Regions from separate parts of the Homo sapiens genome. Here region 2 is linked to region 1. Evidence: read pairs that join two places in POLR2A ChIA-PET (ENCODE). Cell type or tissue: PC-9. All regions are shown on one strand.

Region 1 (4,000 bases):
TTATTCCTTGTGCATTTGATGTATCTTTGCATTGTTTCAATCTGGGAGCCTGATGAATAAAGTTGTTATGAATATTCTTATAGATGTCTTTTAGTGGACATTTCCATCGTACTTACTTCTACTGGACACGCACCCAGGGCTAGGTGATAAAGTGCAGGTTTTGGGTATGGATGTACTATTTTACATTTCCTTCCATATTACATGAGAGTTTTAGTTCCTCCACATTTTTGACAGTACTTGGTACTTGCCAGGTTTTTTTAAAAATCAGGTTAATTGATGTACAATTAACAATAAACAATAAAATCAACCCTTTTTAGATGTATAATTCTGTGAATTTAGACAAATGCATACAGTTGTGTAACTATCACCAGAAATCAAGATACAGACAGTTTCCATTACCCCAGAAAGTGTCCTCATGTCCCTCTATAGTCAGCCCCCTCAGGCCCTTTTAGCCACTAGTTTGATTTCTCTCCCTGTAGTTTTGCTTTCCTTAGGAAGTCATACACATGAAATGATACAGTATGTAGCTTTTTGAGCCTCCTTCTTTCACTGAAATTTATTCATGCTGTTGCATGGATCATGAAGTATTTTATTCTTTTTTGCTGCTGAATGGTTACCCCTTCACCAGTTGATGCACATTTGGGTTTTTTCCAGCTTTTGGCAAGTATGAATCTTAAAGCCACTATAAGCATTCACATACAGGTTTTTGTGTGGACGTAAGTTTTCATTTTTCTTCGGTAAATACCTAGGAATAGGATTGCTAGTTCATATAGTATGTGTATGTTTAGCTTTATGTGAAACTTCCAGACTGTTTTCTGAAAGTGGCTGCATCATTTTACAGTCTTTCTGGTATTATGTTGACCTTTCATTTGTTTCCCATCCTCACTAACACTGGGTATTGTCTTTTTTTTTTTTTTTTTAAATTTCAGCCATTTGTTCTAGTAGGTATGTGGCACTCATCATGATTTTAATGTGAATTTTCTGATGATTAATGAAGTGAAGCACTGTTTCATGTGTTTCTTGGCCATTTGGAGATCTTCTTTTATATAATGCCTACATGTGTCATTTGCTCATTTTTATATTGGATCGTCTAACCTTTTCTAGTTGAGCAGTAGGAGTTCTTTTTTTTATCTTTTCCTGTAATCCACTGTACCTTAGAAAGGAGTTCTTCATATAGTCTGTATATGAGTTGTTTGTCAGAGATATATGAGTTGCAAATATCTTCTCCTCCCTCTGTCTGCCACCTGTTTAAAATAATTTTATTGGAACATAGCCAACATTTGTTTATATATTATCTATGACTGCTTTTGCACTACAGGGGCAGAATTGGGTAGTTGTGATAGAGACCTACTGACCTGCAAAGCCTAAAATATTTAGTGTCTGATCTGTTACAGAAAGTTTGTTAACCCTTGATCTAGAGAACCGTATTCATTTTCTATTACTGCATAACAAATTGCCACAAATTTAGTAGCTTAAAACAATGCCCACATTTATTAGCCCACAGTTTCCATGGATAAGTAGGCTGAGGACAGCTTAGCTGGGTCCTCTGCATAGAGTCACACAAGGCTACAGTTAAGCTTTTGGCCAGGGCTGGGCTCTCATCTGGAGGCTTCAATGGGGAAGGATCCATGTCCAAGTTCATTCAGGTTGCTGGCAGAATTCATTTCCCTGTGGCCTTGGGAATGATAGCTTCCCTCTTTTACTGGCTATAGGCCAGAGCTGGCCCTCAGCTCCTAACGGCCAGTTCCCTGCCACGTGGCCCTCTCCATAGGAAGTCCACAACATAGCAGTGAGCTCATTCAGAGCCAGCAGGAGAGCAAGAATGAGTCTGCTAGCAAGGTAGAATCATTTAATGTAACAAAATGACAAGAGTGACATCTCATTATCTTTGCCATATTCTGTTAGCTAGAAGCAAGTCACAGGTTCTACTCACACTGGAAGGAAGGGGATGTACACCAGGAGGGTCACCTTAGAGTCTGTCACAGTTACTATTAGTAATATATTGGTGTCTTAAGTTTACAGATGTTTTTCTATGTTTATATAGTTGAATTCTGTTTTAAGCAAAAATGGCATCATACAGTTTCTTTTGTAACTGGCTTATATAATAATATCATGAATAATGTAACATGAACATTTTTTCATGTCAGTAAATCCAGATCCATATCATTTCTTATTGTGGCTTGTATCATACCTCACTATTTGAATATACCATAATTTATTTAATCAATTCCGTCTTGTTAAATATCAGGATTGCTTGTGGTTTATGTCACATTTTACCAGGCTGCCATAGAAGTATATGTGAGTGCCCATTTCCCCACACTGCCTCAGTGCTGGTTATAATTCTGTTGCAGTCAGTGGCTCTTGACAAAAATGTATATGTGAAACTGAACACCTCCTATTCTCCTTCCTTCTCCTGTGTATCTGTTTTAGATAAGAAGGCTGACTGCACAATCACAATGGCTGACTCAGACTTCCTGGCTTTAATGACTGGTAAAATGAATCCTCAGTCGGTAAGTATGATGGAGCTTATATCCTGCTAGTAGGTAGGTCTTTCAGCCCTTTCTACTCCATCTCCTGACTCAGACTCTAAAGTGCAAAGTGGTCAGACTCACAAAACTCAGTGTTCCCCAAACAGTTGACAGACGTCTGTGGAGCAAGCTGTGTGCCACACACTGTCTTGTGTGCTGGAAGTGCCCAGAAGAGTAAGAAAGTTCCCACGCTCAGGGCATCCACAGATGTGTAAAAGAGTCAGTGCAGCCAGAGATCCAAGGTGCCACACCTGGCTTGTGGTCAGGGGAGGATGAAGGCAGGAGCAGCCATATCTCTCTGGGCCATCAGGGAGAGCACCACAGAGGAAGCAGCTCTTGAGCTTAGTACCCAGGCGGAAAGTAGGAGTGTTCCAGGAGGAGGGAGGGGTGGCATGAACAAAGGCCTGACCTTTTACATTCCATTTATTTGCCCATGCTCTTCTTTTTGCCTGACCTGTCCTTACCTGACAAATGACTTGTCTTTCAAAATTAGCTCAGATATTATCTCCAAGGACCTCTTTCCAAGTTGCTGGGGAGCTGTAACCAGTCCCTCTCCTGAGCCACGTACTGGACTGCCAGCTTAGTGCCTGTTGTGTTATGTTAGTCATAATATGCCTCTCTCTCTTCCCTGTTAGGCTGTGAGTGTCTCAAAGCATCAAAGCACATCTTATTTGTCTTTATGTTTCCAGAATTTAGCACAGTATCTGATGTTTTTAGGTATTCTGTAAACAACTGTTGGACTAAATTGCATTTGTCTAAAGTGTGTTTATGCCTTGTATAGATTTTCCTAGTCCCCAAATTGTCAAGGGTCCTCTTAGGCTCTTCAGCTGCAGTGTTGAATGGACTTGATATAGTGAGCTTTCTGTCAACTTGATATATACTGAGCTTTCCATTAATAAAAAAGAAACTAAGACGTTTCTTTCCAATGTAACTTAATTTTTTCTGTTGTCTCAGTCTGGTTTGTTTTAGGTTTTATTCCTGTGGTTCTCTGGTAATTTCCAAGATTGGATAAAACAACTAAATCTCACTCCCACTTGCTTTTTTAAAATGCTTTTTCTACGTAACCAAGCACATTTTAGTTGATGCCATGACAAGTGAGAAATTTGCATCTGTGATGTTTCAGCTGAATACACACCATTGGCACTGACATTTCCACTGAGCCTGCTCCAGAAATCTGGACAGAACAGAGGCCACCAGTATAGGAGCTGGCTGTCATCCTCCTTCCCACCCACTGCACATGCCATGCACAGCTTTGGCAGGCTGTTCAGACTTCACACATCAGCTGCCTTCATTCTCTCAATTTATCTTTGTACTGCCCATTTTGGGGGCAAGGTGTCAGCTTATTTTCCTTCAGCACCTGTTAACACCCAAAGGAATTAAAGATAAAAATAGCAGACCTTTCTATTAATGTGCTAATGGACTTCCCTTATGCTCAGAGGATTTCCAGAGGATTTGACTGGAAATCGTTAAAT
Region 2 (4,000 bases), 60 kb before region 1:
CAGGCCTGGCCAAAATGATTACTTTCAAACTTATACTCCTTGCTTGAACTGCTTCTCCAACCTCTAGACTCAAGAATCCAGCTGCCTACTTTTTAGGGGTTTCTTTGGATGTCTCATAAGCATCTCAAACCTAAGTCCAAAATTGAGCTATGGATATTTTTCAAACTTTCTCCTCCCTCAGTCTTCCCCATCCTCCTGTTGCTTAAACTGGAAACCATCAGGCTTGAATTCTTTTCTCTCTCTCACAATCATCATTAAATCTATCTCTAAGTCCTGTTGGCTATGGACTCTACCTTCAAAATAAATCCAGAATATGACCACATCTCACCACTTTTGTCACTGCCAGCCTAGTGCAGAACAGCATCGTTTCTCATTTATATTATTGTTGGAGTCTTATGGCTGGTCCCGTGCTTCTGCCTTGTCTCTCCAGACTGAAGCTAGAATGTGCAGCAAATCAGTTCATTAATTCATTCAAAACCCAGTAGTTTCTCAACTCACTCAGACGAACAAGCCAAATATGATCTGTCCTCCTTACTCCCCACTCCCATCTCTGACTTCCTCTGCTTTTCTCTGAATCTTCTACTCTGCTGCAGCCACATTGGCTTCCTTCTTCAAGCACTGGAAGCTCGCTCCTGTTTCAGGGCCTTTGTTCCAAACATACATGATTTGCTCTCTCACTCCCTTCAGGTCTTTGACTAATGTCCTTCTCAGTGGAAGCCTTCTCCGATCACTTTGTTTGAAATATAAACCACTCACCTCCATCTTCCTTGTCTCAATGTGTCCTATACCCTTTCCCTGCTTTCTTTTTTCCCTTGGCATTTATCACCACTTTACATATTTCTTTACTTATTTTATATATTGTCTGTCTTTTCCTCACCCCTCTCCCCACATAACTTAAACTCCATGATAGTAGGGATTTTCGTTTGGTTCACTATTGTATCCATAAGTTCCTAGTTTAGTTTTTGGTACAGAACAGGTATAATAATTGTTTTCCAAAAGCGTATGCATTTGTTTTCCTATCTATGCTAGGGGAGAGCGTTCATTTACAGTACTTTAATCTCTGAATATTTTTAGTTGATGAGTTCAAGATAACTTCCCTTTGGAATCTTTTAATACTTTACAAGATTGTATATATTATAGGAAAAGTGTAGTGAATTATTCACTTTTAGGGGTTAGCTTGTGTTTAGTTTGCTATTACTTGCTACAGAAACAATATTTAGCAGTTTGTAAGTAGCAATAGTAGATAGATTTATCTCTTATGACTAGAGCCTCAGAGCAATTTCCAAGGTAGAAACATACCAAAAAATAAAAGAGAGAATGCCTTAGCCAATGGTTTTATCTATAACCTAGATTTAAAGCCAAATTAGAAGTGTCAGTCATCTAAAATCCTGTGATTAGTGTATTTCATTTTACCAACAGAGGAACTTTTGTTTTTGAAGGCAATATAATATATTAGCTGAGAACACAGGCTGTGGAGCCAGGCTCCCTGAGTATTAATCCTAGATCTCTTGCTGTTGCCTTGGTTGATTTCTTAATATCTCTGTCTGTTTTCTCATCTAGGAAATGAGAATGATAGCACCTACTTCATAGGATTGAATATTAAATTTTATAAATAGTCATCACTCAGTATCTGTGGGGTTTTTTTTCTAAGACCTCCCACAGATACCAAAATCCATGGAAGCTGCTTATATAAAATGGCATAATTTTTGCATATAACCTATGCACACCCTCCTGTATATTTTAAATAATCTCTAGATTACGTATAATAACTACATATCACTTCATTCACATGGATTCAATGTAGTACTCAGCACATACAAATTGAAGTTTTGCTTTTTGTAATTTTTTTCTTCTGTATATATATATATATATATATTTTTTTTTTTTTTTTTTTGAGACAGAGTTTTGCTCTTGTCGCCCAGGGGTGCACCACCATGCCTGGCTAATTTTTGTATTTTTAGTAGAGATGGGGTTTCACCATGTTGGCCAGGCTGGTCTCGAACTCCTGACCTCAGGTGATCTACCTGCCTCGGCCTCCCAAAGTTCTGGGATTACAGGCATCAGCCATGGTGCCCTGCCTCTTCTGAATATTTTTGATTTGTGGATGGTTGAATCCATGATGTGGAACCCATGGATGCTGACTATATATACAGAAAATAATTAGAACAAGAGCTGACCCAGAGTGAGTGCTCAAAGCTATTAGCTACCTTTGACAGCATTGCCACCATCATTACTATCATTATTTGGAGCGTCCACATCTTATTACTTTATCGTAAATAGATGTGGAAGACAATTTTATACAATACATCCATTTTTATTTACTTCTTAAGCATCTGGAAGAATGACCAAATGACCAGGAAATTGACAGGAACATTGAAGCCACCAAGCATGTGAAGTAATTTTTTCTTTAACCTTACTTTTGTGGCTCAACAGTGTTTTCAGACATTTCTCTTCATTTTATGAAAGTGCCTTTTTTCTCCTGTTTTTCCATATTTATTAAAAATACTTATATAGTATATAGCAGTACAGATGAAAATAGAAAAGAACACATTTTGGCAAAATTATGCATTTTTAAAGCTGACAGTTATTTTAGTTATAGCATTATATCCATTTCAGTTCTATTCTCCTAGTTCTCTGAATCTCTACCATATTTAGAGCAATTTTGGAAGTCAGAGAGCTCTAAGGAACTAATAGGAGCTTTTGTTTCATACAGGAAATGTTCTGAAAATGTAAGTATTTATTACTTTTAAAAGTGCTTATGTCAAATTATTGTTAGTTTGAACTGTTAAGAAATATTTGCTCCAAGAAATTCTTGGCTATATGGAAATCTTATAAAAGCATATCATTTGTTCTATTGTTACTATTAATATTTGTGAATACTATTTTTTCTTCTATAGGACAAGGTGCAACGCTGGTTGATAGAGGAGATAATACATATGGAGGAAAGTGGGTCATAAATCCTAGTGGTGGACTGATTTCAAAGGGACACCCACTAGGCGCTACAGGTAATGCTACATACAGATTTCATACATTTTAAAATCATTTTTTCCTTAAGTGTGAATGAGTTAGTCTTTCATTTGAATGAAAGATTATATTCTCTGAACTTGGTAGCTGGTGCTTTAAATGATTGTTTAGCTTCAATATTTTTGATGTTCCATTAAGTAGAGCACACTTAAATAATCTTCATTAATTGATGAGAATTTGAATTAATTAAAACTAAATTCAGGATGTTTCCAAATAGAGATCTTACTAGACCTGCTAAATAAGAATCATTTGAAATGAGCATGTTATTTATATGTAGTTGTATACATGGTTGACATTGCATGGAAATTATTTTCTCTTGAGACAACTGGACTAGAATTTATAAAGTAAGAATTTTACTATGGCTCTGCTGTTGACTGGCTGGCCGTGTGAAACTATTTTTATCAGTCAATCACTTTAACTTTTAATTCCTTAATTATAAAATGACAAACTTGTACAATGTGGTTTCTGTTTTTTTAAATAAAAAATTAAGCCCAAACCTCACCATGCAATTCCTTTTTTCTTTCTTTCTTTTCTTTTTTTTTTTTTTTGAGATGGAGTCTCGCTCTGTTGCCCAGGCTGGAAAGAAGTGGCACAATTTCGGCTCATTGCAGCCCCTGCCTCCCGGGTTCAAGCCATTCTCCTGCCTTAGCCTCCTGAGTAGCTGGGACTACAGGCTTGTGCCACCATGCCCAGCTAATTTTTGTATTTTTTTTTTTAGTAGAGATGGAGTTTCACCATGTTGGCCAGGCTGGTCTTGAACTCCTGACCTCAAGTGATCCACCTGCCTCAGCCTCCCAGAGTGCTGGGATTACCGGCATGGGCCACACACGGCCACAACATGCATTTTTAATATATCACAGTCTACCTTCAAATAGTGTTATGCCATTTTGTATATAACGTAAGATTTTTACAGCTGCCTATCTATTTACCTTCTCCTATCTTTTGTGTTATTGTTTCCATACACTTATTCCTAAGT

What was found. ChIA-PET counts read pairs that join two places held together with the same protein. Peaks named below come from ENCODE experiments on the same cell type or tissue, not always from the same donor. Only the 100,000 strongest peaks of a DNase experiment are listed, where the experiment ranks them.
Region 2: POLR2A ChIA-PET joins it to region 1 with 6 read pairs; 2 of 35 experiments call an interaction of 5 or more read pairs at or near these places.

The regions. Positions count from the first base shown.
Region 1 is chr1:53,045,428-53,049,427 of GRCh38, forward strand. It overlaps SCP2 (sterol carrier protein 2), which reads left to right. Exons shown (of 16, transcript NM_002979.5): 15 at 2,431-2,510. Among named protein-coding and RNA genes, the nearest start is that of PODN, 15 kb to the right of the region's middle. In PC-9, no CTCF peak of the experiment used is centred here; a DNase peak (open chromatin) is centred at 2,464; H3K27ac peaks cover 3,293 bases.
Region 2 is chr1:52,985,132-52,989,131 of GRCh38, forward strand. SCP2 (sterol carrier protein 2) reads left to right here. Exons shown (of 16, transcript NM_002979.5): 11 at 2,898-3,005. Among named protein-coding and RNA genes, the nearest start is that of SCP2, 60 kb to the left of the region's middle. In PC-9, no CTCF peak of the experiment used is centred here; no DNase peak of the experiment used is centred here.